Regions from separate parts of the Homo sapiens genome. Here region 1 is linked to region 2. Evidence: chromatin loops called from intact Hi-C (ENCODE). Cell type or tissue: heart left ventricle. All regions are shown on one strand. Each heading gives the region's core, and the rest is flanking DNA. Links, peaks and the distances in the headings are about the cores only.

Region 1 (15,922 bases), core at 3,536-11,535, 70 kb after region 2:
TACTGAGGTGTAAAACCAACATGTGACATTTCCCCAGTTTAGCCCTGCAAGCTCTTGAGACACTGCTCACCGAAAGCTTCTTATGAATATTTCATGTTTCTGTCTGAGTCGATCAAATTTCTCAAAGCAGTTGAGGTGAGAGTGAAAGGCAGGGGTTCAATGAAGCAGCTGCTTAATGATTCCCTAAGTCTTGGGAGACCCTGGATAAAATTTGGCCAAGAAATAAAGGCAGAGATTTTTTCAGTCCAACCTGTCCTGGAAAGGCACTGTGTCATCTCACGCAATGAAACATAATAGCCAGTCTCTCTTCCAGGCCGAGCTCTCGGAGCTCTCTGCAGGTGCACTGGCAGAGCCTGGAAAGGTTGGCAAAGGCCAGGTGGCTTTGTTCCCCTGCTGCCTCCTCTTTAGAAGTTGCTCATTACAGAGCAGGACGGTGGTGTTATATAACACAAGCTCAGCCTGATTCCACTAGAGTACAAGGGAGAGGAAAATGTCTAAATGTCTTAAACACACTGCAGACTGAGACCATATATAGGACTCTTTAGACATTGACAGACGGGCAATGCATTGAAGTCATAATACACCCTAGACTTCCTGTACAGTGCCCCTTATAAACGCAAGCACTTGTTATATGATAAGAGTCTTCTAGAGTAGAGCCAACAACAGCAAAGCCTGTATTTCTAATAATTCTTGGGGTTGGCCAAGCAATCTCTTTCCATGGATCTCCAAGAGCTTTGCAAACATTTGCTGTGAAGAAACCTCACACACACACACACACACCCATATTTTTAAAAATCACCCTTGTGAATAAGGGTGATTATACACACTCCCATTTAATTAACAAACATGTCCTCTTGTAACCACATGCCTCCTGTGACATGAATAAGACATTCAACACCCAGGAGGTGGAAATGAGTCCTGCTGTTTTTTAACCCTTTGTAAAAGTATGAGAACACTGTATAAAGGAGGTGGTTTCTGAGCAGAGGTATGTAGGACAAGAATGCTGTAAGCCATGGAAGCACCGAAAGGCAGAAGCCCTGGAGGCTGTGAGCATGTAAACAGTCATGCCTGTACAAAGCTGAGCTCAGTCATACCTGTCCAGGTCCCTCTGGGTCAATCTATGAAGTCTCGGAGTTGGAAGAAGATCAGAGGAAGTTTTATTCAGGGAAATAAATGGTAGCCAAGGCCAAAAAGAAAGTTTAAATAATGGTCATCTAGGTGAAAAGCACAAGGTTGAAGCTAGAAATATAGAGCTGAGGGGTGAGGCAAACACAGAAAAATAAGCCAGAACTGAGGTCAGGTAGGGAGGTCAAGGGCAAGGTGAGCCAGGGCAAATGGCTGTAGCTAGAGAAAAAGAGAGATTTATTTTTTTTTAATTGGCTCATGCAATTGTGGAGGCTGGCAAGTCTGAAATCCATACAGCATGCTAGCAAACTGGAACTTCAAATGAGAATCATGTTGCAGGCTTCTGCCTAAAATTTTAGAGCAGGCCAACAGAATTTCAACACAGGCAAGATTTCTATGTTGCAGCCTAGAGGCAGAATTTCTTCTTCCGCAGGAACCCTCAGTTGTTACTCTGAAAGCCTTCAACTGGATTGGATGAGGCTCGCCTGCATTACGGAGGGTCATCCACTTTACTTTACTTACAGTCAACTGATTATGAATGTTAACCACATCTACAAAATACCTTCACAGCAACATCTAGACTAGTGTCTGACCAAACAACTGAGACCATAGCCTAGTCAGTTGACACACAAAATTAACCATCGTGGGGTGTTTAAAGATGCCAACAGACCAAAGTGTTTACGAAATTCCTTACTCATAGAGATGTAGGGCTAGAAGATACTCTATAGGTAAGGAATCTAAGAACTGGTCCTTAGATTCCTTATCTATAGAGTATAGATGAAGAGAGTATGGTGGAAAGTGATACCTGGATCACCCAAAAGATGGCAAGGACGTAGGCCTCCTAAACCCCGTCCTGTGCTTTTTCAAACTCTGGATCTAGATATCCTAAGCCCCAGTGTGCCAACTCCCACGCGGTTTCTTCTTTGATCAAACTTGGTTGGGTACAAAAACAGCCATGTGTCTTTAAATTTGTGCCAGCTAGATCACATTCTAGTCATCCAAATATCTATTTCTTCAATAACCTTGGGAGGAAGTTAGGGATAGCAGAAGGCTAAGGACAACAACAAAATGCAAAAGTTTCCAAGAGACTGGAAAACATATGTGGAGTTGGAGCCTTGCCCTTGTGGGTTTTATTTCGGAGCCATCTACATCTAGCCAGCAATTACTTTGGGAATTCTCATTTGCACCTATGTTCTTCTATTTGCAAAACTTGAGTTACATCAAGATGGGCCTGCCTATCAAGAAAGGGCTGTTCACTTTTCCGTTCGTTAGGCCTAAAATGGCGAAATCAGCTTGTTTTTGACTTTTTGTGAATGAAATAATAGTGTTTGCTGTGTGGAACCATCTGGCCCATGCACAGCATGGATTGTTTGCATCAAACCCCGCCTGGCATCCCTCTGAGGTCAGAATCCTCCTATGGCTGGGGTGGCTCCAGGAAGTGCTTAGAGCAACAAAAAACTTGGCAAAAATAATCCACAAGAGCATCATGAATGCAAAAACTCTTCCCATAACAGAACAATCACCAGAGGAGTCAGGCGCTTTTCTGTGGAAACCAGGGTGTACTTGAAAAACTCACCCAGAGACCAAGGCAGAGAGGAACGATCTGTTACCATCCTCCCAATTTGGCCTGCTTTTATTTCTCTAAAATCATGGTTTGCAATATGTGGGTGTTACTGTGCTGTTTTTTTCCCCTAGTAGAATGACAACCAGGAAAACCTCCACACTTCAACTGAGCAAGTATTTGTCGACTTGAGTGGGATATAGTGAATAATAACAATAGCTAATTGAGCACTTATTATGTTCCAAGGAATGTTCTGAGCATTTTACATGAACCGACTCTTGAATCCTCACAACAACCCTGAGGTAGGTACATTATTATTCCCTTTTTTTTTTTTTTTTTTTTTGAGACCGAGTCTTGCTCTTTCGCCCAGGCTGGAGCGCAGTGGCGCAATCTCGGCTCACTGCACGCTCCACCTCCCAGGTTCACACCACTCTCCTGCCTCAGCCTCCCAAGTAGCTGGGACTACAGGCACCCGCCACCACGCCCGGCTAATTTTTTTGTATTTTTAGTAGAGATGGGATTTCACTATGTTAGCCGGGATGGTCTCGATCTCCTGACCTTGAGATCTGCCTGCCTCAGCCTCCCAAGTGCTGGAATTACAGGTGTCAGCCACCGAGCCCAGCCCTTATTATTCCCATTTTTTAAATGAAAAGATGAAATAGAGAGATGTCAAGTTAGGGAAAGATTAAATTTCCTAAACAAACACCATAGTTCATCAATTCTAAAATAATTTTTGTCACATTTTAACATCACTGAAATTAGAATGTGTCCTACAACTGATGGCACGTTAGCATTGTGTCATAATTTAATTAACCACTTTTTTTCTTTTTTGGTGATGCTTAAAATAATATTTCATCTTACAGCAACAGTATCTTAAATTTGATGAGAAATGGCAGGGAGAGAGAGTCAGGGTAAAACCCGGGCAGTTTGACTGTGGAGTCTGTGTTCTCAGGCCATGCAATGAGAGATTCCCAGCTGCCCAGGGAGAAGGGGAGGGGAAAAAAATAGATTTTGATTTCAACTAGGAGTTCAGAAAATGCTGTAAGTAGGATTTCTGAGACCTCACCATTCACCTAGTTCTTAAATTGGTCATCAAAAACAAAACAAAACAAAAACTTTACTTGGTTTTTAAATGGATAAAAAGCTAAGGCAGCCTAAGCAGTTTTCCAGTCTTTTAAAAAAGAAATCTTCAATGCTTTTTGATAAACAAAGACCTCATACTGGTCCCCTCCCTATGACACCCCCAGAAATTCTGATACTATATGCTGACCCTACTATCACCCCACTCTGTGAGAATATTTGGCCTAAAAAATATTCAAAAACTGTCTTGTTCTGTGTACAATTCTGCGTGGGATTTGATCCACCTTTCTCTTTTCTTATCTTCTCAAGCATGATAATATTTAGATAGCAATAAACTTAATTTTTTTTTAAAGAGTGAGGGTGAGTGAAAGGGTAAAGAGGAATTGTGTGTGTGTGTGTGTGTGTGTGTGAGTGTGTGTGTCTGTGTGTGTTTTGGAATTGTTTTGTTTTGTTTTATATTTGGGTTGGTAAGGAAGAAGTCTGTATTTTTTTTTAAAGGAAATCTGTAATTTTAACCAATTTATTATTCCCAGTTTTTCTAGCAACAACACATTGATTTTGTTGCCCAGGAAACTGGTGGGAGTTTCTGGAGAATTAATTACCTCATTCCAAACCAGGAGGTCACCAACCACGCTCTTTTCAACTCTGTTTTTATATGAAACAAAGGCCATTCCTTGCAGCTCACCTGAGTCTCTCTAGAGTCTGAAACCTGAGTCTCTACTCATTCCTGGGATTTCGCACTTCCTGCTGCAAACCATATGTCAGGTTATGACGGGAAAACCCTATAGTTACATTTGGGGAGGGTGGGGGAGGAAGGATGAGGTCACAAATCCCTGCAGGAGGCAATCACAGCTCCAACTCAAAGCTGCTAGAAAAACATGTTCCAATAAATTAAATAGATTGTTTTCATAGCCCTTTAACAACATTTTGCTTTTTACAGTTTGAAGTGTCTTTCCCTCTGCTCTGTGCCATAAGTGGGCTCCTTTTAGACTTTTGCAAAAGCTAGCGGCTAGCCTGCCCTGAGCGGTAATCTGCCTGGATTTTGTTCCCTGCACCTGGAAAGTTCTTTTAATTGGAAGGGTTTTTTATTCCCTTCCTTTCTTTGGTGGAGACACCAAACACAGAGAGCCTGGGGGGAAATGGGGTCTCTCAAGTCACTAAGAGACTGAAGTGTCTTAGGGGGCTTTGGTGGTACTGAGGACTCACCTAGCACTCCAGTAAAAGACGCCTAGGGATTTGGGAGGCATGCCTCAGGGGAGAATTTGCCCTCCTAAGGACAAGAGGATGAAAAAGAAGGCTTGCTGACATGCCCCACTATTGATAGGAAACCCTGAGTACCAGGAGTAATCTGGTTACCCATCTGAACCACAAGAAATCTATCACTGGGGATGAGAACATAGTCCTTGTCCCTTAAGTGGAGGACAAGAAGAATGTTTCTTTAAAGATGACTGGCAGAAAACTGACTCATGTCAGGGTGGTGGAGGAGAGAAGGAACAGGATCTGAAATCTGGCAGACTTAAATTTGAATCCTGGCTCTGCCACTTGCTAGCTGCATGACCAGCAGTGAATGAACCGCTCTCTGAGCCTCTGTTTCCACTTGTACAAAATAAGGATAACAATATAAAGTATGAGTACTATGAGGATTAAATTATATCAAGTATTTACACTGCCTAACACATAAAGGCATGGAATGGCTGCTCTATCCATGCAATGCATCGTGCAGATCTCTCTGACTTCACATCTCCATGTGAGAGGATTAGGGCAGCACCTTGACAGCAGGTATGCCCCATTTTCTTTTCTCCAACAAAGCTCAGACTTATCCTATTCCTCAGCACACCTCAACTGCTTCTCCCTGGGGCCTGGTGGGCTTCAGAAGTTAAATCTGTGCTTATTCCACTTCTCCTAACAAGAGACCAGGAATGACGAAGGCTCCAGCCTTGTAGCCATTGTGTTTCTTGGGCCAATTTAGGTTAATGTCATGGACAACTCATTATCTTATGCACTTTCTTTTTTTTTTCTTTTCTTTTTTTTTTTTTGAGATGGATTTTCACTCTTGTTGCCCAGGCTGCAGTGCAATGGCACGATCTCAGCTCACTGCAACCTCTGCCTCCCAGGTTCAATCAATTCTTCTGCCTCAGCCTCCCAAGTAGCTGAGATTACAGGCATGCGCCACCATGCGCAGCTAATTTTTTTTTTTTTTTTTTTTTTTGTAGAGATGAGGTTTCACCATGTTGGTCAGGCTGCTCTTGAACTTCTGATTTCAGGTGATCCGCCCTCCTTGAATTCCGAAAGTGCTGGGATTACAGGCGTGAGCCACCGCGCCTGGCCTTATGTACTTTCAAAACCAACTTACATCAAAGCAAGACCCAGATGTAAAAAAACAAAAACAAACTTATAGGAGTATCATCCCTTTCTTTCAGCTGTTTCTGTGAATTTATTTCCATAATAAGCACATTTTAGAAATCACTTAGTCTATTGCTATTTCCACTAACACTTTCTGTAGCCCAGAAACCTTTAAAACCCCCACTCGGCTAGATTGGAAAGTCCCACCTCCTCTATGAAGCCTTCTCTGGTTGCCCAGTTCACATTGTGCCCTCCCTTCTCAGAAATCCTGCAACACTGCTAATCAGCACCATATGGCTTAGCAGGGAACACTGTTCTTGCTCCATAGTGCTGTGCTCATCTCCCTTGATTGCTATTAAGATTCTCGACGATGGTTGCCAGATAAAATACAGGATGCCCAGTTAACTTTGAATTTCAGATAAACAGCAAAAAACGTATTAGTATAAGTACGTCTCAAGTATTGCATCCCATATTTTTATTTGCCAAATCTGGCAACAGTAAGGCCACATTCTTATGCTTCTACATCTGCAACAGCATTGCGGAGGTGAGACTGTCCTGGGCCACATCACAAATAATTACTGGTATCAACAACAACAACAATAATGGCTAACATTTATCAAGCACCAAGCAGTTACTGCCAGACACTAGGCTAGATACCTTATGTCTACCATGTCAAGGAGAGGGTCCAAAAACATGTACATAAATATGTCATTGACAATGCAAGGTCGAATATGTTTTTTTTAAGGCAATGTAGCTTCAAGATTGAGGGGAGACACTCTAAGCCACATAGCCCAGCACTGTCATTTACTGTCCTTACCACCTTGGGTGTTTACCTAATCTCTCCTTATTCTCCTCATTTATAAAATAATGATGCTAGTAGCGCTTTCCTCCCGGAACTGTGGTAAAGATTAAAGTAGGTAATACACAGCTGGGTGCGGTGGTTCATGCCTATAATTCCAGGACTTTGGGAAGCTGAGGCAGGTGGATCCCTTGAGCTCAGGAGTTCGGAACCAGCCTGGGCAACATGGCGAAACCCCATCTCAACGAAAAAAAAATACAAAAATTAGCCAGGCATGGTGGGATGCACGTGTATTCCCAGCTACTTGGGAGATGGATGTGGGAGGATCGCTTGAGCCCAGGAGTTCGAGGCTGCAGTGAGCCGAAATCACACCACTGCACTCCAGCCTGGGCAACAGAGTGAGACCCTGTCTCCAAAAATTAAAAAAAAAAAAGTAGGTAATACGTTAAGGGAGTGACAAGGTGCCCAGCACATGGTAAGTACTCAGGAAATGGTAGACGTTGTTGTGGTGGTAGTGGAGATGGTATCGTTCTGATGGAACTTAGAGGTGGAGCTCTTTGGCCTGAGTGTTTAGTAGGCCTTCAAGGACTGCTAAGTGTGACGAGTCAGGGAAGATTCCCAGGACAGCAAGAAAGTGGAAGGCCTTTTTAGGATGTGGTAGGTAGACTTACCTAGCTGCTTCAGTTTGCATGGGATTAATGCAAAACCTTGTTTACAATCAAAATGCTCTGTTAATCTAAATTAACTTATAGTCCTCATAGCTTAAATATTTGCTCTTGTGGCTAGAGCAATTGACAGGTCTTGGGACACAAGTTGAATATTCGGTGACATGATTCTTTTTTTTTTTTTTTTTTGAGACGGAGTCTCACTCTGTCGCCAGGCTGGAGTGCAGTGGTGCGATCCCGGCTCACTGCAACCTTCACCTCCCGGGTTCAAGTGATTCTCCTGCCTCAGCCTCCGGAGCAGCTGGGACTACAGGCACCCGCCACCATGCCCGGCTAATTTTTGTATTTTTAGTAGAGATGGGGTTTCACCATGTTGTCCAGGATAGTCTCAATCTCTTGACCTCGTGATCTACCTGCCTCAGCCTCCCAAAGTGCTGGGATTACAGGCATGAGCCACTGCGCCCTGCCCTACATGATTCTTTTTTAAGGGAAACAGCAGGGATAGTTCTGACAATTGATATCTGTCATTGCACCTCATTTCCAAGCTTATCACAGCAAGATAACATTCACCAAGGAACTAAGATATTTATTGACTATCTATCGATTGGCAATAAAGAGAGTTGTACTCTCTTGGTAATGAACCTTGAGGATCCCCTCCAAAAGTTCCTTTTGCCCCTTCTCTTCTGCAGGATGACTTGGGCACGGAAGCATAGACCCAGCGCTCGGGACCTTTTGCTGGATCTGTTTCCGCTGAGGCTTCTGCTCGGAGCTGAGGCTGTGGGAATGAAACCATAGAGGGTGCCAGATGGCAGGGTGTGGGAAGTCTCAGGCTGGAAAGGGATGGCCAAAATAAACAAGCGACTGGAGGTCTGAAAAATGAATGGATAAACATCCAGACCAAAGTCAACAGTGCTGGAGAGTCCAACCCGGTCTCCGCAGCCGGGGAGGTTTCGACACGTGAGTTCAGTCTCAAGTCCTTGAAAGAACTTTTGTGCATCTGATTCTTAAGCATCCCTGCCTTGGAGGGGGTTGTGGGGGAGAGATCACACGGTTCCTGTAGCAATTCAGGAATCGTTAGATTTTCATCAACATGCTTTTCTATAAGGTTTCTGCCTAAAAATCAGTAGATGACTGGACACTTGTTGATATTAAAGAAGTAATGTTAATTTTTTTAGTATAAGAATAGTGTTGTGTATATATTTTTTAAATAATTTTTTTTGAGATGGAGTCTTGCTCTGTTGCCCAGGCTGGAGTGCAGTGGCACGATCTCGGCTCACTGCAACCTCCCCCTCCCAGGTTCAAGAGATTCTTCTGCATCAGCCTCCCAAGTGGTTAGGATTACATGCGTGCACCACCATGCCCAGCTAATTTTTTGTATTTCTAGTAGAGAAGGGGTTTCGCCATGTTAGCCAGGCTGATCTGAAACTCCTGGCCTCAAGTGATCCACCCGCCTCAGCCTCCCAAAGCGCTGGGATTACAGGTTTGAGCCACCGCGCCCAACCTTTAAAAGAATCTTTATCTATTGAACATTTACAGATGAAGTGATGCGATGTTGTGCATTTTCTTAAAAATAATCTGGGAATGGAGGCTGGGGATTGGCCAAAAATGGACAATTTTGAGCTTGGAGAGCATTATACTATTTCCTGTACTTTCATATATGATGCTTAAAATTTTTCATAGTACAAAGGTTTAAATAAAAGTTGTCAAAGGTGCATTTATTTTTATCTCATAGAAAGAACCAAAGTAGGATCTAACAGAATATTTAGGGTTTTTTTTAAAGTATAAAAGATCCCTATTTTAGGTCTACATAAAACACAATGAAATGGAAAAGAAGCAGAATTAAGCCATTTGGAGATAAAGCATAAATAAGTGTTTTACACATCTGAATATTTTATGACAGAATATCTGTGCTTTCCTATAAAGTAACAGATAATATGTGTATAGCACCTTTGGTATTCTCACTTCTCCAGATAACTGGATTGTGTTTACCTCATTTTGGGAAACAGTAAATTCAGAGAGTAGAGTTTATGATGTACATCTAAGAGATGCTTCAGAGTAGCAGTTATTACTTTGCTGGTTGGGGGCCCATTTGCAGTTCAGTGGGGTCTTGACTTAGACTGGGGCAAAAAGAGGAAACAACTCCGTGAAAGAAAGGAGTCTAGCACACTGACCAAAAAGTCCCTGCTGGAATTCTTCTCTGACTCAATTCATTTCCTCTCAGCCTTCTGGTATGATGGGTTTTTTGTTTATTTGGTTTGTCTTTTCAATCCCTGATAAATTTGAATTACAGTCACTCTATGATGTGTGCTATGGAGAAAAGCAAAAAAGCAAACTGTTTAGAATCCTTGTTTAAACTGGAATCACTGATTCAGCTTTGAAAGTAATACATGATCATTTCCTGGCCAGCAAAAGACCCCAAATCCTGTGTGACCAGTTCGTATTTATGCAACTAAAATGCCTCCAGTTTGTTTGCTGTTGTTGGGGGCTGGGTAGAAATGTGCTGCTGTTTCTCTAAAGCATAGTTGGCACAGGCATTGACTCTATAATCTTACTGCGTTTGCAAATGTTGTTAGGAGACCAGCATATGTCATATCACATTGTTTTTAATGCAGTAAAGAGTCAGATGATACCGCACAGCCTGCTCAGTGCGGGAAGGTGCCTGGCTGCTCTGCTAGCGGAGTCCAAATCAATTATCCTCTAATCAGGACTGTTTCCGGCACTGGTCAGAGTGAGGTTCAGAGTGAAAAGGAAAAACTGCTATTTCTCTCCAGATCCTGTTTGCATCAGCGGACTCCATCTGAGACCCATCCTGTTTGACCTCTGGTGTGGCGGGGGAGGGGAAATGGTCTGTTTGACTTTTGACTGTCACTGATCCGAGGGCCTCTTTTTCTCCAGGAAATTCTAGGATTAGTATTAAAACTTAGTCATCATCCTCAGTCTAACAGGATATACAGTCTGAGCTATTCAGGTTTCTCAGACTGGTCTGTGGGACACTTGTTCAAAATGCAGAGTTTGACACAGTCTCTAGGAAGATGCTATTTAAACAAACTACCCAGGTGATTCTGAAGTACAGCCAAACTCAAGAACTTGGATCAGAATGAGAACTCCTCAAATCCAGGCCACTGACTCCAGCCAGGCCCAACTCTTCTATTTATACTCTAATACTGGGAAACTTGTTTAGAGTTCTGGGCACCTAGAAGGGACCACAAAAAGAGATGCCTCTGTTTATGGGCACAGGAATGCTTTAGGACACCACCTTCATACATTCCTAGGGGGCAGATAGTGAGAACCTGGCCTAACCCGGGGTCAGCCTGCAGACAACAGTCAGACCCTGACCAGCTTCCCACCAAGACATGTCAAAATGGGAAAAACAAGGATAAAGTTAATTCACTCAAATGATTTTGTGATTATTTTAGCCATATCTTTCTTGAGGTCCTAAAATAGCTTTTCTTTTAGAGATTTATTTCCAATTTATGTGTTTATTTTTTGAATGGTTAATACCTGATACCCCTTGCACAAAATTTAGAATGTTCAAAAACTTGCTACCTTGACTATGTGCGAAGCCTCCTTCCCATCCCAAAACAGCTACTGATTTCTTTTTCTTCAAAAAATGCTTATTAAAGGAGATAAATCTGTAGAACTCATTTCTAATTAAGCAGGTAGCATCTTCCTTAACAATGTATTGTGGAGCTACTTCTATATCAGTACATTTGGGGAATTTTATAAAATTAAATGATGGTGATGATATATTATAGTTGGGTATTCTTAAAATGCCTTAAAGACTGCACACACACACACATAAACACCCCACAAAATCACACACATACACGCATATTTGGCGGCCCCATACCGGAGCCCCAAAAATGTTTTTACATTTTTTTTCTAGTCCATGAAATCTAAAAGCTAAAGCCAGGGACATAATACCAATGAAGAATAATAATAATTTTTAAATGATATTTTTGTAATATAATATCATATCATATATAATACATAATAATTATTTATTTAATAATAATAGTAAAAGGGTTTCGGACTCAAATGGGTTTGAGCTTAAGTTCTAGTTCTGTTATTTTCTAGTTCCAAGAATTTAGATAAGTTGCTGGTTTCTCTGAGCCATTTTCCTCATTTAGCAAAACTGAAGGTGGGGTGAGAAATAAAATCTCCTTCCTGAAGTTGTGAGAAGTGAATAAATAATGAATAGAAAGCACCTGGAACCTTGAACTTGAAGGATTATCAGTATGTGGGGCGCGGCTAAGATAGCTGGCAACAGAAAAGAGCTGCAGAGAGGTGACATTAGATAAGGACTGGAAGTGCTCATTGACTTTGGCAGTTGGAAAATCAGTGAAGATTCAGCCACAGAGCTCAGGGGAGTGTTATGGGCAGAGATCAGAGCTGGCAGCAGGGGTGGCACAGCGGCTGGCGAGGAGAGGAGGCGGTTGGTGCTGAACACGTGCATCCTTGTTGAAGCTCTGCACTGTGTGCTCCAGTCTCAGAGCAGGCAGGCGTTCTTAGTCAAAGAAATACTGTCTGGCAAGCAAAAAGATCTTTCTGTTCCTTTATCTGCATTTTCTGAACACGGTGAAGGGATTATACTGGCAAGAGGGATATTTCTTTAAGCCCCACTTCTTTCTCAAGGACTCCACTCATATCCTGCGGCTGTTCTTGTGCTTCTCTCACGTAAACAGCCGCCCACCAATCTTCTCCAAAGACTCTTTCTCGCTAGTTCGTTCACGTCTTCCTCCTCTCCCCACTTCCTCTCTGATTCTATCCCAAGAAAGCCCAAAGAACCATTGGTCTAGAAGACAGAATCCTCAGAGGGCAGAAACAATTCACAAATACACAATCCTCTTTGGCTGTCAACAGCAGGGTGGAAAGGGTGGGAACCCTGCTGGGTAATAATTTTTGTCCCTTCACAAATGAATGAATGATGGGTTAAACTGAGCCAAACCCCAGCTGGGCTGCAGAGACACATGGAATGTGCCGAGGGTTTATCTGAGCAAAACTTTGAGGAGCTGTGAACAGACTGTGTGCCCGTGACAAATGGTGTACTGCATTTAACACAAATTAGGTGATCACAGTTGCCTTGCTGGACCAGCAGGAGTGATACTTCGGGATAGAGAGCATTCCAGGACCTCTTCAGTTAAGGGATCCAGTTCTCTTTCTGCATAAAGAACTGGCTGTCTTGACCCTGAACCACGCACTGTGCTGTAGCATGCTACCTTTTTCCATTTCTGAGTAAGCCATCTACGGCCAAAGCCCAACTGGAAAGTTCTGGGAGAATCCTGGGCATCAGGCTCAGCATCCCAACACATGATGGGCAAAATAAGACAGAAGCCAAGGGGAAAGGGCCAGTTGCTTAGCTCTGAGAGCGTTCCAAGTTCCTTGGAAGAGATGTCTCTCCCTGCCCCCTCCTTCTGGAGAACTGAGGCCCAGTTTAACAAAGCAGAAATGTGAGGGATTTGACCTTCTATTAAACTTTGTTATTTCAAAATAATGCTCCGGTTTACTTAAAGGTACAGTGCAAATAATTGGGTTCACGTGTTTCACCAATTCAGATAAAAGATGAGGGCCAATCTGCATAAGTGATGACTCTTTCTTACAGCGAAACTCAAGCTAGGAGAGGCAAGACAGTGTAGCTGTGGAGCTGCTGAGAGCCCAGGCTTTGGGGTTAGACAGACCTTGTCACATCCTAACTCCATTGATGAATTAGTATCTGTGTGTCTTTGGGCACTTTATCACTGTGAGCTATAGTTTCCTTATCTGCAAATTGAAGATAATAACCTTACCGGCCGGGCACAGTGGCTCACGTCTGTAATCCCAGCACTTTGGGAGGCTGAGACGGGCGAATCACTTGAGGTCAGGAGTTTGAGACCAGCCTGGCCAACATGGTGAAACCCCATCTCTACTAAACATACAAAAATTAGCCGGGCGTGGTGGCGCATGCCTGTAATCCCAGCTACTCAGGAGGCTGAGGCAGGAGAATCGCTTGAACCTGGAAGGCGGAGGTTGCACTCCAGCCTGGGCAAAGAGCGAGACACCATCTCAAAAAAAAAACCATACATACCTACTTCATAATGTTGTTGTGAACAAATGTATAAGGCACTTGACATTGTGCCAAGTAGGGTATCTTTCACTAAATAGTTTCTCTTGTTGGTAGGGGTTCTTGGAGAATCACACTTTATGAATGTGTAAGAATTTTTAATAAACTTTTAAATTTTGGAATAATTTTACAGCTACAGAAAATTTGCATAGCTAGCCCAGAGAGTTAGCATATACCTTTCACCAAGATTTTTTTTTTAATGTTAGCATCTTAATATTACCATGGTACATTTGCCAAAACTCAGAAGACAACTTTGGTACATTACTACTGACTAAACTCGGTATTTTATTTTTATCCATATTTCAGTTTCCTGTTCCAGGATGCAATCTGGAATATCACATTACATTTAGAAGAATGTTTTTTAATTAGCACAACAATCAACATTATTAATCAATCAACTAGTGTCTCTGTTCTCAAAACCTAAATGTGGGGGCAAATATGGTGGCTCATTCCTATAATCCCAGCATGAGTTCTTGTGTTGTTGCCCAGGTTGGTCTTGAACTCCTAGCCTCAAGGAAACCTCCTGCCTCAGCCTCCCAAAGGGCTGGGATTAAAAAACAAAAAAACAAAAAACCCTAAATGTACCTTTCAAGACCACTTGAGAGGTCTTGAAAATCATTTATTCTCTTAAGCAATTTTTTGCAATTTGTTGATCTATTGATTGGCATGGTAAGTCTTTTTTGCATGGTTAGTGAAATAGTCAAATACAGGTTAGCATCCGCCTGAATTATCACAATATTCAGTATATTTGGATTTGAAATTAATAACATTTTACTTTGTACATAATCATGTCCTACAAAGAGATGTAGTACCTGGCACTTAGTTTGTGTTCAAAAATCGTAGTTGGTCAGCTAAATGTAAAAGGGAATTCAGATCTCCCAACAGCTTCATCTGTTTACAAGCACAGCTAGATGTAGTTTGCCATCAGCTGGGTCTTGTTTTGAACGATCCCTTGGAGCTTAACTTTGCCTTTGCACATAGAGCCTGTTTGTACAAGATTATACAGAATCTGAGCAAATAAAACTTACTATTTGGCAAACCATGAATTTCTCTCCCACCTTTCACTCAGCAAGAATTGTCCCTCAGGGGCAATTGATTCCGATGTTGAAAATAATCAGTTTTTCTTTCATCTCTGAAGAAAAAATTACCTGTGTGTGCGAATTCAATTTCTAGGAAGTTAGATGTGGTAGTTGCTGTTTTTAATAAACAGTATTAACTGAAAATGATGAGAATCACCAGGGTGGCTGTGCCAATGAGAAAAACAGAGATACGGGTGTCCAAGCAGCTGTGAACTTTATGGTGTGACCAGGTGGGTCTGCTGCAGCCCTGCTGGGACCTCAGGGGTAAGTTATTACAAGATAGGTGTGGCGTGAAGCTGTAGCTTCCTTCACCAGTATTGAATGCAGCATTGCATCCAAGGCATTCATTTAGCCATTCTTTAATTCAACTTAAAATACCTGTCAAGTGACAACTATAGACCATCTACTAGATCACTGTTACCAAAAGTGTGACCTATGGAGCATCCGTTGACCTGGGAGCTTGTTAGAAATGCAGAATTTCAGGTCCCACCCCAGTCCTCTGAATAAGAACCTGGATATTAACAAGATCTGTAAGTGATTCTCATGTCCATTAATATTTGACAAGCACTTGGCCAGATGACAAGTGTTAAGAGCCAGGATCCTGTCAGGAGACAGATGATACATTTATTGAAGAGACTATTAATGAAAGTTAAGTTAGACTTACAGGAGGACACCAATAAGGAATGGTGAAGTGCCCTGGAACTAGTACCAGCAGGAAGTTGTTTCCATACCAGCAAGAGCTGTAGCTGTAGGAGAGGGCTATGCAGTAGAACCAATGGTCTTGGGTAGAAGAAAGCATTACCAAACTGTGCCTTGGCAAAGAGTGAGCTACAGGAGTAAATAGTCCAACCTTTCTCTCATTCTCCAGCCAGTGCCTCCCAACCCAATGCAAAGCTGGAAAGCAAGAAAGTCCAGTTGATGCAGTTGGTAAAGGTCAGGTGCCCAGGGCAGAGGGCACAGTGGGGAAAGGTAGAAAGTGTCTCTGGGTCGGGCCAGGGTAGGGGTGCCAACAGAAAATATCCATCACACCACCAAACATGGCCTTTAACGTCAATGAATTTGTTCTACAGAAGAACTTATATATGTATGGTTTAGAGGTGAAGATAACCTCTTTTGTTCCAACTTATACAAAAACTAGATTTTTCAAAGTGGCCTTGAATTTGATATTCT
Region 2 (15,922 bases), core at 2,394-10,393:
AGACCTACAGGGGGAAGAAATGATAAGAAACAATTCCCAGTGGGCCCACGCTCATTATCCCACCAGAAAGATACAATTCTCTAACATCATGATAGCAGGGTCTTTATTAAGCAGCTTCTTTAAAGTGGATTGACAGGACTTAGAAAATCTGAACCTCCCTTAATCCTGGAAGGCTACAGAGAGGGAGAAGTGTAAGTTTTTGTGTATGAAAAACATAAGACAAGGGTGAGACAGAAGGGAAAAAAGTATGATTTTTCACTTGACCCCTTGTAAAAATATCTTGGGGATCACTGCCACGTACACACATGGCGTCACCACAAAGATTGTCTCCTCAGCGTTCAGTCACTTCCCCACTACTGGTCACTTGATGAGAATTTGGGCAGTGATTTGGTGAAGTCTGGGAACTGGGAGACTCCCACATATCACATACCAGGTAAGGTGATAACATGCTCCCAGTGCCCGCCCCTCATCTGCAAGGGCAGGGTGGCCAAGAGAAGGCCGCTGCCCCATAACCAGCCTCTGAATAGAGGGCTAAGCACAAGTCTTGGCAGCAAAGAGATCTTTCCGAAGATTTTAAGAGAGGCACACAGGCACCTGTCCGGTTGTCTTTATTTATTTATTTACTTCTGAAGACAGAGTCTCACTCTGTTATGCAGGCTAGAGTGCGGTGGCACCATCTCAGCTCACTGCAACCTCCACCACCTGGATTCAAGCAATTCTCCTGCCTCAGCCTCCCAAGTAGCTGGGATTACAGGCTCAAAATTACCATGCCCAGTTAATTCTGTATTTTTAGTAAAGACGGGGTTTCACCATGTTAGCCAGGTTGGTCTTGAACTCCTGGCCTCAAGTGATCCTCCCACCTCAGCCTCCCAAAGTGCTGGCCATCCTGTTGCCTTTAACATGAGCCTCTGGGTTCCCCAACTCCCAGGATGAGACAGCCCTTTCTGTTTCTAAGACGCTAGTCATAGGACACTATATCAGCCTCCAGAATAGAACTAAAATTACTTCTATAGTCCAGTTTTCCTTTAATCTAAGCCAACACCTTCCATATCTAGCCAGTTATCTTTGAAATGTATACTTTTTTTAACCAATGAGGTTTTGGCCAAACAATTAACATCTTGATAAAATATACATATATTTAGAGTAAAAGTTCACATATTCTAAAACAGTAGAAACTTATCTTTACTATTTTCTCTACTGACTACTGATACAACCACATAACCATAGAAGGGAAGTGCAAAGGTTTATAAAGAAAGAAGCTCATGAATTCCAATTCTAAAAAACTGCCTAGAAGCTGACATTGAGTTTCATTCTGCTATTTGATTCTTTCCTATTTTTTTTCAAACCACTAAACAAGCCACTTATTAATACAGTTTCTCCTAATGCCCTAGTACACTACATAATATAACTTTCACAGGATGAAGTCATGTCATTTCCTAGCAGACAGATCTTCGGCAAAACCCCAGGGATGAATCACTCACTGGCCAACCAAACCCACCAGAATCTCCCTACACAGAAGACTCGACTGAGGAAACTAGGAAGGAGCCTGGAGGAGAGGAGGACTCACTCCCTCTGCCACCCCCTTGCTGCCACATACCTACATTAAGGAACAGGCAGGCAGTGTTTGCGCCTCTGACCCCCAAAATGCTAACAGACTTAAGAGCTGGAATCCGTGGGCCCCAAAGAGAGATGCCTGCTCCCCAGGGGGACACAATGATCTACTGGGTGCAAGAAGAAAGTAACAGAGCTTCTATTTGTATTTATTTTTTATAAAGAAATTACAAAGTTAGTTTTTGATATTTGGAATATAGAGGAACACTAGCACATATAAATAACAAATAAACAAACATACATACATGTTGCGGGTGCTTGACTCCCATTAACAGAAGCACACAAACAAAAAAATTTAAAGGCCACTAGCTTGTCCATTTATAACAGCCAGCTTCAAATGCCTGCCTTTGTGTGTGTGTGTGTGTGTGTGTGTGTGTGTGTGTGTGTGTGTGAGAGAGAGAGAGAGAGAGAGAGAGAGAGAGAAAGGGAAAGAGAAATCAACTGCAGCAACAGGCAACAATCTGTAGCTTTGGTGTTTTTATATTTATGAAATGATTTTTGAGAAATAGAAACTTAATCCAATGCCAAGACAAAAATGTTCCTTGTTCCTCCCTAAGACAAAGAACACATGTGTGTGTATGTGGAGGGTGTGTGGCATACACCTGAGTGCACACACCCCTCAGTCAGCTGGCTGCCTGGATCTCAAGGTCATGGTCTAGTCCTCTGTTTCCTGCTGTGAGTCTGAGGACTATTTTCTTTCCTCATTATTTCCTACAACAAACAAGAAGCATCAGGTATTTTGTTTCATCTTCTCTTTCTCACTTGGCCCTTCCTTATCTTCTGTTCTCCAAGTTCAAAATTCAGGAAGCAAAGACTTTGTACAGTCCCTAAAACCGTGTTTCTAAAGACTATTTTAATGACAGGAAAGTACACACGGCAGAAAATTAAATGAAAACACAGAGTATATACACACATTATTCAATAAACATTGATCTATATGCTTTCCACATAGTAATGCTTTAATTCTCACCACTTTATATGTTACTTACTGTGATTAACCCATTTTACAGATGAGGAAACTAAAGCACTCAAGTGAAGCGACTAGCCCAAGCAAGTTCCAGACCTGTTCGCTTGTCCTGAATGCTGCTCTTCTCCAGAGCTAAGCTTCCAGAAGCAAATCCAAGATCCTCAGAGAGAGCCTCAGGGGAAAGCTTTCTGGCTTCTGTTGCCAATGACTCCTTGCCTTTATCTCACTCTGAATCATGAGGCAGCAAATAGTAGAAGGCCCCCAGTACAGGAGTGAAATGCACAGCAATGTGATCTGCAGCAAATCAACTGTCCTCTCTAGCCCTCAGTTTCCCCTCAGTAAAATAAGTATCCTGAACCAGCGTCCTCCAAAATTGAATGCACATTGGTACGTATGTATAGGCATGCCATTTTTTTTTTTCTCAGTTTTCCTTGGATTCTCAAAAGGGTCCATGACTGCATAAAAGGATTAAGATCCAGGAGTCCTGAGGACCTCTAGGATCCCTGCCCAGATCAGGCCAACTAAGTTTGGGCTAGCCATGCCTGTACCCACCCATCTTCATAAGTGTCCAGTTGCTGTCCATTTGCTTGGCAGCCTGGAGAAAGTAGCGCCCGTCAGTCCACATGGCTGCATGCTCTTCTGTGATGATGGCTGTGCCTGAAGCAGGGGAGAAAAAAAAAAGAAGAAGAAAGGTTTCTAACAACTGCTCAGAAGCTGCACAAAATGACAGTAGACAGGCAAGAGCAGTAAGAGGCATCAGCTCCTAGTGGGGCAGATGGGTCCTTGACTCCAAAGAAACCTCTGGGCAAGAGAAGACCACACTACTGAAAACAAGCTGTGTGTCAAGCTCTGAAAGAACAGTCCTGAGACCCAAGCTACCTGGCACTGGTCCCTGCACAAAAAGGACTCCACTTGCACAGTATGAGTCAAGAACAGAGAATGGAGAACTGTAGACCTATGGCCAAAGTGGTCTCGTATAATCAACAAGACACAGGGAGGGATGGTTCCTGCTCAGCAATTACAGCCACTCCTCTGCTCCACCAGACACCCCAGGGGAGCTGTTTCACCTTTCCTGGAGAAAGACCAAGTGGGCCCTATGAGTGTTCCTGCTGTGGTCACTAGCAGGAAGCTTATGCCTCCTACCTTTATCTGCCCTCCGTTCCCACAGGCCTGGCAGAACTTGGGGTTTTGGCAGAGGTGTCAGCCAAAGCCAATCCTAATGCGCCAACCAACACAAGCACTTACGCCAAAGGAAGCAGCATGCTAACCATGAGGGGAGGGGAGCTCCCACCTTGTCCAGCTTGCTTTAGAGAACAAACCTGAAGTGGGGAGTCCACCCTAAAACTCAAAGGCATAATGGTTTTGAGGAACACCAATGCAGCTTAGAGTTAACCTTTGTTATTTAAGCCAAGAGTGAAAACAGAAACCAAAAGCCAAGCACTTGGGAGAATTATCTGGGACCAATAAGCTAAGAGAGGAGGTTCTGAAACTATATTAAAGTCTCATTTCTTATTTGGGGTGCTAGTAACACAGGTATATTCAGTTTAATTGATAGAACTTTTATATGTATGTTATATTCAATAAAAAGTTCAAAAACTTTTTAAAAATAAAAATTGTTAAAACTTTGAAGCAAAGATACAGAGAGGAATAAAAAGGGTTACTGAAAGGTGACCTTGGGGAGCAGGGAAAGACTGGGAACCCACACCTTTCTGCAGAGAGTCAATGTGGAGCATCTGGTTTGCATTTTCTTTTTGCTTCTATATCACAGGCTGAAACTCGGTTCAGTTATTTTTAGGAGGCGAACAAAGGTGCAGCAAGAACAGAGAAAAAGTAGTGACTCACCCGCAGAGCCATCGAATCCAGAGACAAAAGCCCGCCGACAGTCACATGGAGCAATATACTCACTCTGGAAAACAAAGATGACAACAAAGTGGGCCTCGATCAGTCATGAGCAGACTGTTCTGCCTGCTTAGCCTTGTGCTAGGCTCAGCGGGGACTATGAAGACTGGGGAATCCTTGGCCCCCGCCCTCAAGAAGCCAACAGTCTAGCTGAAAACAACAGATTAGCACACACTGCAGAAGATTGAATTAATTAAGGGCAGAGAGAGCTGTTCCCTTTAGCCTCTATTTCCTCATTAGGAGAACCAAAGCACATCAGGAGAAACAGATAAAAACTGCTCTTTCTTCACTGAGATCTTACTCAAAAATCAAACCAATAATAGCCTTCTCCCCTCCTTGCCACTGACATTTAGGCATCTGTTATTTTTCTGAAAAGTAAGGCTGAATTTCTGTGTTAAGCACCAACAATTCCCTAACTTAAGTTTCTGTAGATACTGACTTGTTTCCAAACTTCCTGTTTGGGTCCTCCTCTGAGGTAGCATCACCAATCTCTCCCATGCAGACCCTGTCCCTTCCTGCTACAGAGTGAGCGGAAACGCTTCATCCAATCCAGGAGGCTTCAGCAAAATAAAATGTCATGTCCAAAACCAAGGTCTTCTCAGCTGATAATCCCCTTGCCTCTGTATGGAAGGGGTTAGGGAGTGAAGAAAGTAAGAAATTCTTACGCGTGGGCAAAGGGTACAAGTCAAAGTGTGCAACTTCTGGTAATAGCCAGTGAGGCACAGAGAGTTTAAGTAACTTGCCCCAAATCACACAGCTAATTAAGTAGCAGAGGCAGGATTTGAACCTAAGCAGTCAACTCCAGAGTCTGGACTCTGAAGCCCTATGCCAGGCTGCCAATGCATGACACTTTATCTCTCGCCCTCATCACTCTCTAGGATAAGACCAATAGCAAATGAGAAAACTGAGGTTCAAAGAGAGAATCTTTAAGTAAGCTGCCCACTTACAAGTTAATAGTAGGTCAGGATCCAAAGCCAGGCCTGCCTGAGTACAGAGCTGCTGCTCCTTCTGCAGTTACCAGGATTCTCCCAAGCCAAAGGACCTGGCAAGGTTAAGAAAGTTTAGGGTGGGGAATGGGGCTGCTGGCCAGACCCAAGGCATTTTTAGGACAGTCAACATGATGTAGGGGGAAAAGGCCCTCATGTTCCTTTCCTGCTATATGGTTAAGAACTACCCCTTTCAGCCAGGCACAGTGGCTCATGCCTGTAATCCTAGCACTTTGGGCGGCTGAGGTGGGAGGACTGCTTGAGCCCAGGAACTCGAGACCAGCCTGGGAGCATGGTGAAACCTCATGTCTACAAAAAATACAATAATTAGCCAGGCATGGTGGCACGTGCCTGTAGTCCCAGCTATTTAGGAGGCTGAGGTGGGAGGATAATCTGAGCCCGGGAGGTTGAGGCTGCACAGTGAGGCATGATTGTGCCACTGTATTCCAGCCTAGGCAACAGAGTGAGACCTTGTCTCAAAAAATTAAAACAAAAATTAAAAAAAAAAAAAAAAAGGACTGCCTCTTTCACCAAGGCACCGGCAATCACAGCCTCAAACCAGCCTCCAGGGAGATACTAGAAGGGCCAGCATAGAGAACCACAATGGCAGGATAAAGCAGCTCTGGGCCACCTGCCCACTAGCCCAGGCCCAGCTGCATAGTCTGCAACAAGTCCTGGCAGCTCTCTCAGCCTCATTTCCTCATCTCTAAGACAGGTCATTTCAGATTGCTAAATGCAACAGCAAGCACGTTTTATTCCTAAAGCATAAAGAACATTCGGTCAACAGCACTAAGGAAATAGAAAGAAATGGCCACCAGCATCGTTTAGGAACTGCAGAATCCTCACTTGTTTATTAACCGAGTAATTACTGTGTGCAAGACTTTTTATTAAAAAGTAACAACGGGGGGAAGGGTGGCCCACACATCTCCTAGGACTCTTGTGAGAAACAGTAAGTTAATGTCTTTCAAAACTCACCAGAAACTTGAAAGTGCTGCACATATGCAATGGAAGAGATATTATTAATCTCTTCTTCCTAAACAGTGAGAAGACATCTAAGGGGCTGGGAAAACTAAGTTAAAAATAACTCTTGTGCTAAAAATCACTGCGCACAATGGGGAATACACAGTGAGGGCACTCTCCACCAACATGACGCCACAGGCTTGGGGCTCTTCCACCCGTGACACAGGGTGAAGATACTGGCAAAGACTGGCAGAGAATGCAGTGCAGGTCTGAGCCCGGCTGGACTCTTCCATTCAGGGACATAGTACTCTAGGGATGCCCCACCCCTTTCTGGGCAAGCTTGGGAGAGATGGAAGATCCGCAGGGTTTACCTAGACTTCTCCATCAGCAAAGGCAAGGAAAGAGTTCCTCCAAAGGGAGGTGGAATTAACAGCAAATGGACATGTTTAGTTTGGGATGGAGACAAGGTCTGGGGTAAGAATGTCCAGACATGACCTAAGTGGTCAACATTCCAGAAAGACATTGCTAAGCAAGGCTGGCCACAGCCTCACCTCCACACTGACAGGCTATGCAGAAGCCAGACAAGCACTGGGCCCAGGGCTGTCACTCTCCTTCTCCCAGGCATGAAGCTGGCAACGCCCAGGGGCGGTCTCCTTAGAACACAGCATAGGGCCTAAAATAAACCAAAGCTGTAGCATGCTAGGAAAAAGGCACAAAGAAGCACAGCTGCTGGCTTTTTCTCAAAACCACCCACTTCTCTCCATTTCTAATAGCAGCACTCAGTCCAAGCCTCCATCATCTCTACCTGGACTACCGCCCCTACAATCCACTCTGCACATACACTCAGAGTGAGCTTTTCCAAATATCTAAGATCATGTTAGCAACCTCCTTAAAACCCTCCAATGGCTTCCTATTATATTTAAGATAAAATCCAAACTCTGGCCCAGTCAAGGTACCAGCTGATCTGACTTTGCCAGTCCTCTTGCAGCTCTGCTCCCATTCACCATGCTCCAGACACACCCACCTCCTTTCTGCTCTTTGCATATCCTGAGCTCATTCCTGCCTCAAGGCCTTGGCACATGTGCTTCCTTGTGCCTATAAAAGTATTTCTGATCATGGTATGGCTAGGTCCTTCTCATCATTACATTTGAGATCAAATATCACCTCTACAGAGAGGCCTACCTGTACTACCCAGCTATAATAGCCACCTGGCCACTTTTAAGTCTCTGTATAGCACACACATACTCTAGATATTTGTCTTTTTTTTTTTTTTTTTCTTTTGGAGACAGGATCGCCTTCTGTTACCCTAGCTAGAGTGTGGTGACACAATTATGGCTCATTGTATCCTTGACCTGTCAGGTTCAAGCAATCCTCCCACCTCAATCTTCTCAATAGCTGGGACTACAGCAGGCACACACCTTTTTTTTTTTTTTTTTTGTAGAAACGGGGTTTTACCACGTTGCCAGGCTGGCCTTGAACTTCTGGGCTCAAGTGATCAGCCTGCCTCAGCCTCCCAAAGTGCTAGGATTACAGGCAAGAGCCACCATGCTGGGCAATGTTTCTCTTCTTAATGAACTTTTTATATGTTTATTGTCTTGTTCCTCAACCCCCATCTTAACCCCAAGCATATAAGTTCCATGAGATCAGGGTATCTGTCCTGTCCCTGCACTCAGCACAGGTGACTAGATCCTCAACCCACATTTGTATTATAAATGAACAAGCAGAAAGAGACATGAAGCTTTTCCCTACATCCAGTTAAAACCTCAACCATATCTACGAAGATGGACGAAGGGACCATGAGCCAAGGAATGCAGGTGGCCTCCAGAAACTGGAAAAGGCAAGGAAATGGACTCTCCCTGGAGCCTGCAGAAGTAACATAGCCCTGCTGACCCATTTTAGACTTCAGACTTCCAGAACCATAAGAGAATAAATTTGTTTTAAGTCACTGTGGTAATTTGTTATAGCAGTGATAGGAAACTAATACATTATCTAATGGGGAAAAGATCGTAAGGGATTATAAATGGGGTTTCAAATTCAAATACCTCAGGGTACAGGACAAAGGATATCTTTTCTAAAGACAGCAGCTCCTACTCAGCTCTGATTTCTGAAATGCAGGCCACATGTTGCTAACCTTCAATATTTCAGAAGAAGCCAGAAATATGGGTTCATGAGAAATTACCCAATTTTTAAATGTTGGCATCTAATTCCAACAATATAAACAATACATAGCCAAATAAAGCATCTGTAAACTACAAAAAAAAAAAAAGCTAGTCATCTCTCAAAAATCTGGTTCAAGTGCTCCCTTTTCCATGAAGCTTCCTGACCCACTTCAGCTTTCAGAGGCTCCCACATTTCTGAATTTTACAGGACCATCCATGTTGGCACTTATCCATACCCTACCTTGGATAATGCTGACAAATAATGTTAGCTAAGATTATTTAGTCTGTATTGTTTATTATTGTCTCAACACCTACTAGTCAATAACTGTATTCATTTCCTCTCATTCTAATCCTCACAGCAGCCCTGGAAGGTATCATCCCTCGCTAATCTACAGATGAAAAAAATGAAGCTTAGAGAAATAACTAACTTCCCCAAGGTAACACCACAGTAAATGGCAGAACCAAGATCTGAACTCAGGTCTGACTTTTTTTTTTTTTAAGATGGGGTCTTGCTTTGTCGCCTGGGCTGGAGTGCAGTGGCGCAATCTAGGCTCACTACAACCTCCACCTCCCAGGTTCACGCGATTCTCATGCCTCAGTCTCCCAAGTAGCTGGGATTACAGGCGCCCACCACCACACCCAGCTAATTTTGGTATTTTTAGTAGAGACAGGGTTTTGCCATGTTGGTCAGGCTGGTCTCGAACTCCTGACCTCAAGTGATCCGCCTGCCTCGACCTCCCAAAGTGCTGGGATTATGGACATGAGCCACTGCACCCAGCCTCAGGTCTGACTTTCGAAAGCCCATACCCTTGCAAGCTGCCAAGCAACCTCTTCTACTTTTGTACAGAAGTTGTACACATCTAGTCTCACAATTGGATTATAAATTCTGAGGGAACAAGGAATACGAGGTGTATGCTGCACTTACCTCTACTTTCATCAGCCACAGAATAGACATCTCCTACAACCAGCAGTTAGAACTCTGTTCAAGCCTGGTTCCCCACTTACTAGCTGGGTGAACCTGGGGCTCAACTTCCTCATCTGTAAAATGGGGATGAACATAATGCCCACCTTGAAGGGTTGAGGTGTGACATAAAGCAATTAGCGCATGCCGAACATCTGATGAACTGCAGCACTTATTGCTATGAACTGCACCGAGCTTGACTCTATAGCAAACATAAGAAACTATCTTCTCGAAGTGGACAATCGGCAATAGTAGACAGATATTCCATGAAATATTAACACTAATAAACAGCCATATAAACGATGCTGAACATGCAGTGTGGTATTTGCTATAGTTTAAAGGATGCTCAGATGTGCCTTAGATCCATCAGACCAAGCTCAGAGGTTTGACTGGGCCACCAAGGATAGGCGAAGAGAGCAGGAAAACAGTCCAGAGGGAAAGGTGTGACAAGGCCCAGAAGCAAGAGGCAAGAGGCCTGTCATGAGGCGACACCCAATTAGCCTAATGGCAGGGGCAAGAAGTTCAAGGGAGCAGCTGCAGAGATTTCTGTAAAGGCCGTCTGAAGACAAATAGTCAAAGACCTCAAACACCAGACTAAGAGGCTTGAACTTTATCCTGCAAGTTCTAGAGAGACACTAAAAGTTGAAGAGAGGGTGGTGACATGACCAGAGCTGGGTTTTAAGAAGAGGGATCAACATGGCTGGTCACATGCCGATGGAACTTGCCAAGTAAAGCTGACAGCTGACTGCCAAGATAAGCATGACTAAAGTTACTAGAGTCCACATTAGCGTGACATCTTTCCCCTTCCCTGACCCTCTTCTCCCATCAGCCATGAGCTTGGCACTGTGCCTCAAATATACAAGGTTCTCAAGAAAATTGAAACTGAATGAATAAATGGCCATCGGTCCACAGGAAGTACCAAAAGTTAGACTGTGAATGGAGATGTGGACTCCTTGTTTCCAAATATAAGTTATTGGCATTTTTTTCTCTCCTAAATGAAACCAAGTCAGGGTATGTGGGAAAAACTGACAGTTGTCCAAAGATTTGTGCTCCTTCCTTAGTGTAGAAGAGTCACTGGAAAGTAGCTGCCCAGCCAGGCCTTCATTCCCATGCCTCATTACATTGAGGTGAGGTCACATGACTTATTCTTACCAATGAAATGTGGGTGAGAGGTGATACCTGGGTCGGGGCTCTAACAAATGAGTGTGCCCTGTCCATACTCTGTCCCCTTCCACCAGCTAAAATGGTGGTACTATGGGATGGAAGAGCCTAGATCCCTGAATCACTTTCCCTCAAGGTAGAGGGAAGTCCCCCACCAACCAGGAACACCCACTCTATACTGCTACATGAAATAAGAAATAAGGCTTTACAATACCAGGCCACTGAAACTTCGAGATGTGTTACCACAGCTAGCATTATTCTAACACAACAGATAAAATCACTGTGGGATAAAAATCATTAACCCCACCCCAAGAGAAAGCCTGTTTATGAAATACAAAACAAAACAGGAAGCTGACTCCAGGAGAATGGAGTAGGGTCCAAAGAGTTTAGGAAAATCTGAATCATGTCTTCCAGGAGGAGGAACCACAAACAAAGCCAAAAATTCACATTGGCAGAGTCAGTCCCTGACAAAACATCACCCTTTGACTAAGCCAAGCCCAACAACATAATATGGGGTCTACGGATGAGGAGGATGAGGAATCAAGATTTCTAAAAGGCAGTGCTGGCACAGCTCTGACTCCAACCAAGGATTCTCCTGCTTTGAGGCAAGTGGTGCCCACGAATCCCAATATACGACTAGGATGGTACATGAAAGTATCCAGATTACCAGAGAGAACAGACGATTCCTTGCTATAAAAGTCCCCCAGGGCCCAAGCTCATTAATACAACAACCCTAATACCACAACCCTTGCTCTGAGTTTAAAAAGAAGAAACCCTTAGAGTTGCAGAGGACAGAGAGAAGCAGACCACTGCAGTGCCAAGTCCTTGCGTAATTATGCATTTGAGGTACGTTTTCTCTCTTGCAGGGAACAGCGTGTGGGTGTGTATATTTGTGTTTTGGAAAGTACACAAAGGACAGAATTCAAGATTCCCCTTCACTTCTCCAACACCCTCCCCTCCCCAGCCGTAGGAGAAACTCCATCAACCCAGAATCTACCCTGAAATGAAACAATTAGGAACAAGAGCCACAGGGAACAGCAGCCTCTCTATTACTGAGGAGGCTACTATGGCAGGTCACACATGAAGCCAGCCCTTCCTTCTTGTTCTCACAATCACAGCAAGGATCCAGAGTCCCACTTAACAGAGTCGCCCCAACTATGTGGCTCTTCTCCACAGGAACTAAAACAAGGAACCCATTTCCTTCTGTTGATGGCACCACAAACACTCCCAGGCTTCAAACCTTCCCAATCCCCTCTACCACCTGCCTGCAAGGTCCACATTTAATCCAGGTTGTACTACTTCTCCAAATCCTACCCCTCCTCTCCGCTCCTAACCCCAGTACCCAAGTCCAGGCCCTCTTTACCCCAACTCTGAGATCCTGCAAGGCCTAACAGGTTTCTCAATTCCCAGAGTCTCCTTTCTCCAACCCATACTAAACACTGCTCCCTCTGATCATGTCACTCTAAAATCCTGATTCTGGTGGTCAAGGACAACCATGACCAGTCAGGGGTAATTCATGGATGGTCTTAACCAGGCCACTGTTCTCCCTTCTTCAAGCTTATTGTCATGCATGTTCTCCTAATTCCATAGATACCCATGGTATTTCTTACCATTTGATCCAGCCATCCTATTACTGGGTATATACCCAAAGGATTATAAATCATGCTGCTATAAAGACACATGCACACATATGTTTATTGCGGCACTATTCACAATAGCAAAGACTTGGAACCAACCCAAATGTCCATCAGTGATAGACTGGATTCAGAAAATGTGGCACATATACACCATGGAATTCTATGCAGCCATAAAAAAGGATGAGTTTATGTCCTTTGTAGGGACATGGATGAAGCTGGAAACCATCATTCTGAGCAAACTATCGCAAGGACAGAAAACCAAACACCGCATGTTCTCACTCACAGGTGGCAACTGAACAATGGAACATCACACACTGGGGCCTGTCATGGGGTGGGGGGAGGGGGGAGGGATAGCATTAGGAGATATACCTAATGTAAATGATGAGTTAATGGGTGCAGCACACCAACATGGCACATGTATACATATGTTAACAAACCTGCACGTTGTGCTCATGTACCCTAGAACTTAAAGTATAATTTAAAAAAAGATTTCCATGGTATTTCTTGTACTTCTCTCCCTCTTTCCATGCATCCAAATTCTACCTGTTCACGTTCCAATTTAAATCCTACTTTCTCCATGAAGACTTCCCTGATCCTGCCAGCTTAAAATACTCTGTCACCTTTGAATTCAGTTCACACTTTAAGTAAACTTACATTACAGTTGCCACCAGCCACATGTGTCTAAGCACTTGAAATGTGGCTATTGTGACTGAGAAACAGAATACTTAATTTTATTTCACTTTAATAAATTGAAATACAAATTTAAAAACTGATATTCAAGATTCAGTTACTGGAAAACTTCTAAGTATGTTTAGAACAACTTGGGTACGTGAGTCCACCTTTTCAACTGTCAGTCTTATGAAATCTAAACACAGATCAAATATTTCCAATGAAAATTTCACATTCAAATTGCGAAGTTTTGTAAATGTAAAAACTTCCCATATTTGAAACCACAGCATAAAAAGGAATGTAAAGTATCTTCTTAATAATTTTTATAATGATGATGTGCTAAAATAATATTTTGGATATGTTGGATTAATATATTGTTAAAATTAATTTCACTGCTCTTTTACTTTAATGTGTCTATGAGAACATTGAATATTACATGTGTATCTCACAGATTCTACTTAGACAGTGCTAATGAGGTCCTTTCCCATGACATTCACCAGTTTCTTTTTGTGTTCTCATTTATGACTGTGGCTTACCTATTATTTAATCTCTTCAAAGGGAATCTCATTCATCTCCACAACAGTAATAACAACAATAGCGGCAGCTAATATGACGAGACTTTTCAAGTGACATCAAGCATTCAAGCAGCAAGCATTCAAGTGCTTCAAGCATTCACATCTACAGTATGAACCCATTTCATCCTAACAATAGCCCATGCGGTACATACCACACTGTCACAATCTCCTTTTTGCGAATGCAGAAACTGAGACCCAGAAAGTTTAATTGACACTTCAGAATTTCATGTAACTTGCCTGATGTCAAGCAACTAGTAAGTAGCAAATCTGGCATCTGAACCCAGAGAGGCTCTAGAGCTCATACGCTTACCTATATGCTAACTACCTGCCCTCTGCATTTGCCCCAGACCTAGCCCTGAGCAGCAGTCAGAAAACATGCAAACAAACAAAACACAATTTCTCCACGTATGTAAGACAGACAGCTAAGCTACAGCAATAGAAATGACAGTTAAGATTATAAAAGAAAGAGTGGAGAGGGGTGATGAAGATGGAAGGACAGCAAGAGTGCAAAAATGTAAGTCTGTGAAGTCTAAACAGTGACTTCTGCAATAAGAGCAACAGCTAACACCAAGCAAGCTTGATACATTTTGTATTTTCAGGATGTTGCTACAAAACACATCTGTCTCAGATTAGAGCCTCAGTTTCCTCATGGAGGGAAAAGCCATCTAATTCTGATATTGCAGGATCATTAGTAGGAGATAAAGAGCTGAGGGAAAGCCTGGAACATCCCCTGTGGCTTAGATGGCCTCACTGCCACTCCCAGAAGGAATTGCTTCGGGTGTAATAGGCCACACCTACTGTCAAAGATAGAACATTTTTAAGTATCAGTCAGGGTGTCCAAAAATCAGCTTTATGATGACCAAACAAACAAAAAAAGCTGGCAAAGGAACAGCACCCAGGACCAAGAACATCAAGATAAACTTGACTCAGCTATAAGATGTCGGTGTCTCCTACTAGTAAACACACAGATAATATCCTAACTCCAGGCAAAAGAAAACTGAAATTGAAATACAAACACTACAAAGCTTCCAACACACCCTTAACCAGAAACCTTCAACTCTTAATTCAAGTAACATTAGCAGGTCGAATCTTTCTGTACACTGAGGCCTCCCCTGGAGGTAAAGATTCACAAATAGTAGAGCTATTAGGAGTCTTCAGCTGAGGCTCCATGACGACCTGTGAGAACCCTTTCGGAGGAGGGCCCCAATTTCAGACAACTGTGCCAGGGGACTTACAGAACTGCCCAAACCAACTGCTACATAATCATCATGTGCTCCAGTTGCGGGAACCACCATCTGCTCAACACTAACAGGGTGACTGCAATCAAATCAGCCTAGGGCAACTGTCCAATGCTTGAAGGGCAGAAAATTAAAAATGCCACTGGTGAATCCAGCAGAGAATCCAGGTGACATGAAGCCCACATCCAAAGGCTGAGGCCTAGGACTGACAGGAAACAAGGAAGAGCTCATCAGAGGGGCCCAAAGAAAAGAAAAAACAAAATTCCTTGAAGACAAGGCAATGGTCTGCCCTTCTTAAATGGGGGAGTGCCCAGCTCCTCTGCTACCTACGACTCATACCATAACTCAGGCTCAAATCACAGTGGCCAGCCTACTTCCTCACCCAGTCCTTGGTCAAGATGATATTTTGCTTCATATGAAGTTGGTCAATCTTTTTTTTTTTTTTTTTGAGACAGGGTCTTGCTCTGTTGCCTAGGCTGGAGTGCAGTGGCGCAATCTCAGCTCACTGCAACCTCCACCTCCTGGGTTCAAGCGATTCTCCCACCACAGCCTCCCAAGTACTCAGGACTACAGCCATGAGCCACCACGCCCAGCTAATTTTTGTATTTTTTGGCAGAGATGGGGTTTCACATGTTGACCAGCCTGGTTTCGAACTCCTGACCTCAGGTGATCCACCTGCCTCAACCTTCCAAAATGCTCGGATTACAGGCGTGAGCCACCACACCCAGCCTGAAGTTGACCAATCTTATTTGTCTATTCTAATGAACACAAACGAACCTCACCAAGTCTATCCTTACCTTCCCACTGCCTACTAGATCTAACAGTTATGCACCCAGCCTCATGGCTTCCTCACATGCCACCACCCCGATTCCAGCTTGATATTCTACTTTTCCTATATTCTGCCAGGCTGAACAGCCAGTGAGCTGGTGCCTGAATACACCTCTCACTCTGACCTCTCCCTTCATCCACCTCTACATGCAAGACCCATCATCGGATGAAAAGTACTATCACAGAACAACATATAAAGGTATTCCATGAAACACTAGAGTCTCCCACCCCGCCCCTGAAATAACTGGGAAAATTCCATGGACATTTAAGT

What was found. Peaks named below come from ENCODE experiments on the same cell type or tissue, not always from the same donor. Only the 100,000 strongest peaks of a DNase experiment are listed, where the experiment ranks them.
Region 1: it touches region 2 in a loop (2.2-fold over the local background); 50 of 110 quality-filtered maps call a loop at or near these places.

What each region holds. Positions count from the first base shown.
Region 1 is chr10:109,957,219-109,973,140 of GRCh38, forward strand. The region is part of intron 2 of ADD3-AS1 (ADD3 antisense RNA 1); the gene reads right to left. Among named protein-coding and RNA genes, the nearest start is that of XPNPEP1, 42 kb to the left of the region's middle. In heart left ventricle, for the core only: no CTCF peak of the experiment used is centred there; a DNase peak (open chromatin) is centred at 8,503; H3K27ac peaks cover 2,026 bases.
Region 2 is chr10:109,888,592-109,904,513 of GRCh38, forward strand. It overlaps XPNPEP1 (X-prolyl aminopeptidase 1), which reads right to left. Exons shown (of 21, transcript NM_020383.4): 4 at 4,421-4,484; 5 at 3,131-3,235; 6 at 1-4. Among named protein-coding and RNA genes, the nearest start is that of XPNPEP1, 27 kb to the right of the region's middle. RefSeq lists an enhancer at 3,538-3,597. In heart left ventricle, for the core only: no CTCF peak of the experiment used is centred there; DNase peaks (open chromatin) are centred at 6,090, 6,660 and 7,030; H3K4me3 peaks cover 385 bases; H3K27ac peaks cover 6,422 bases.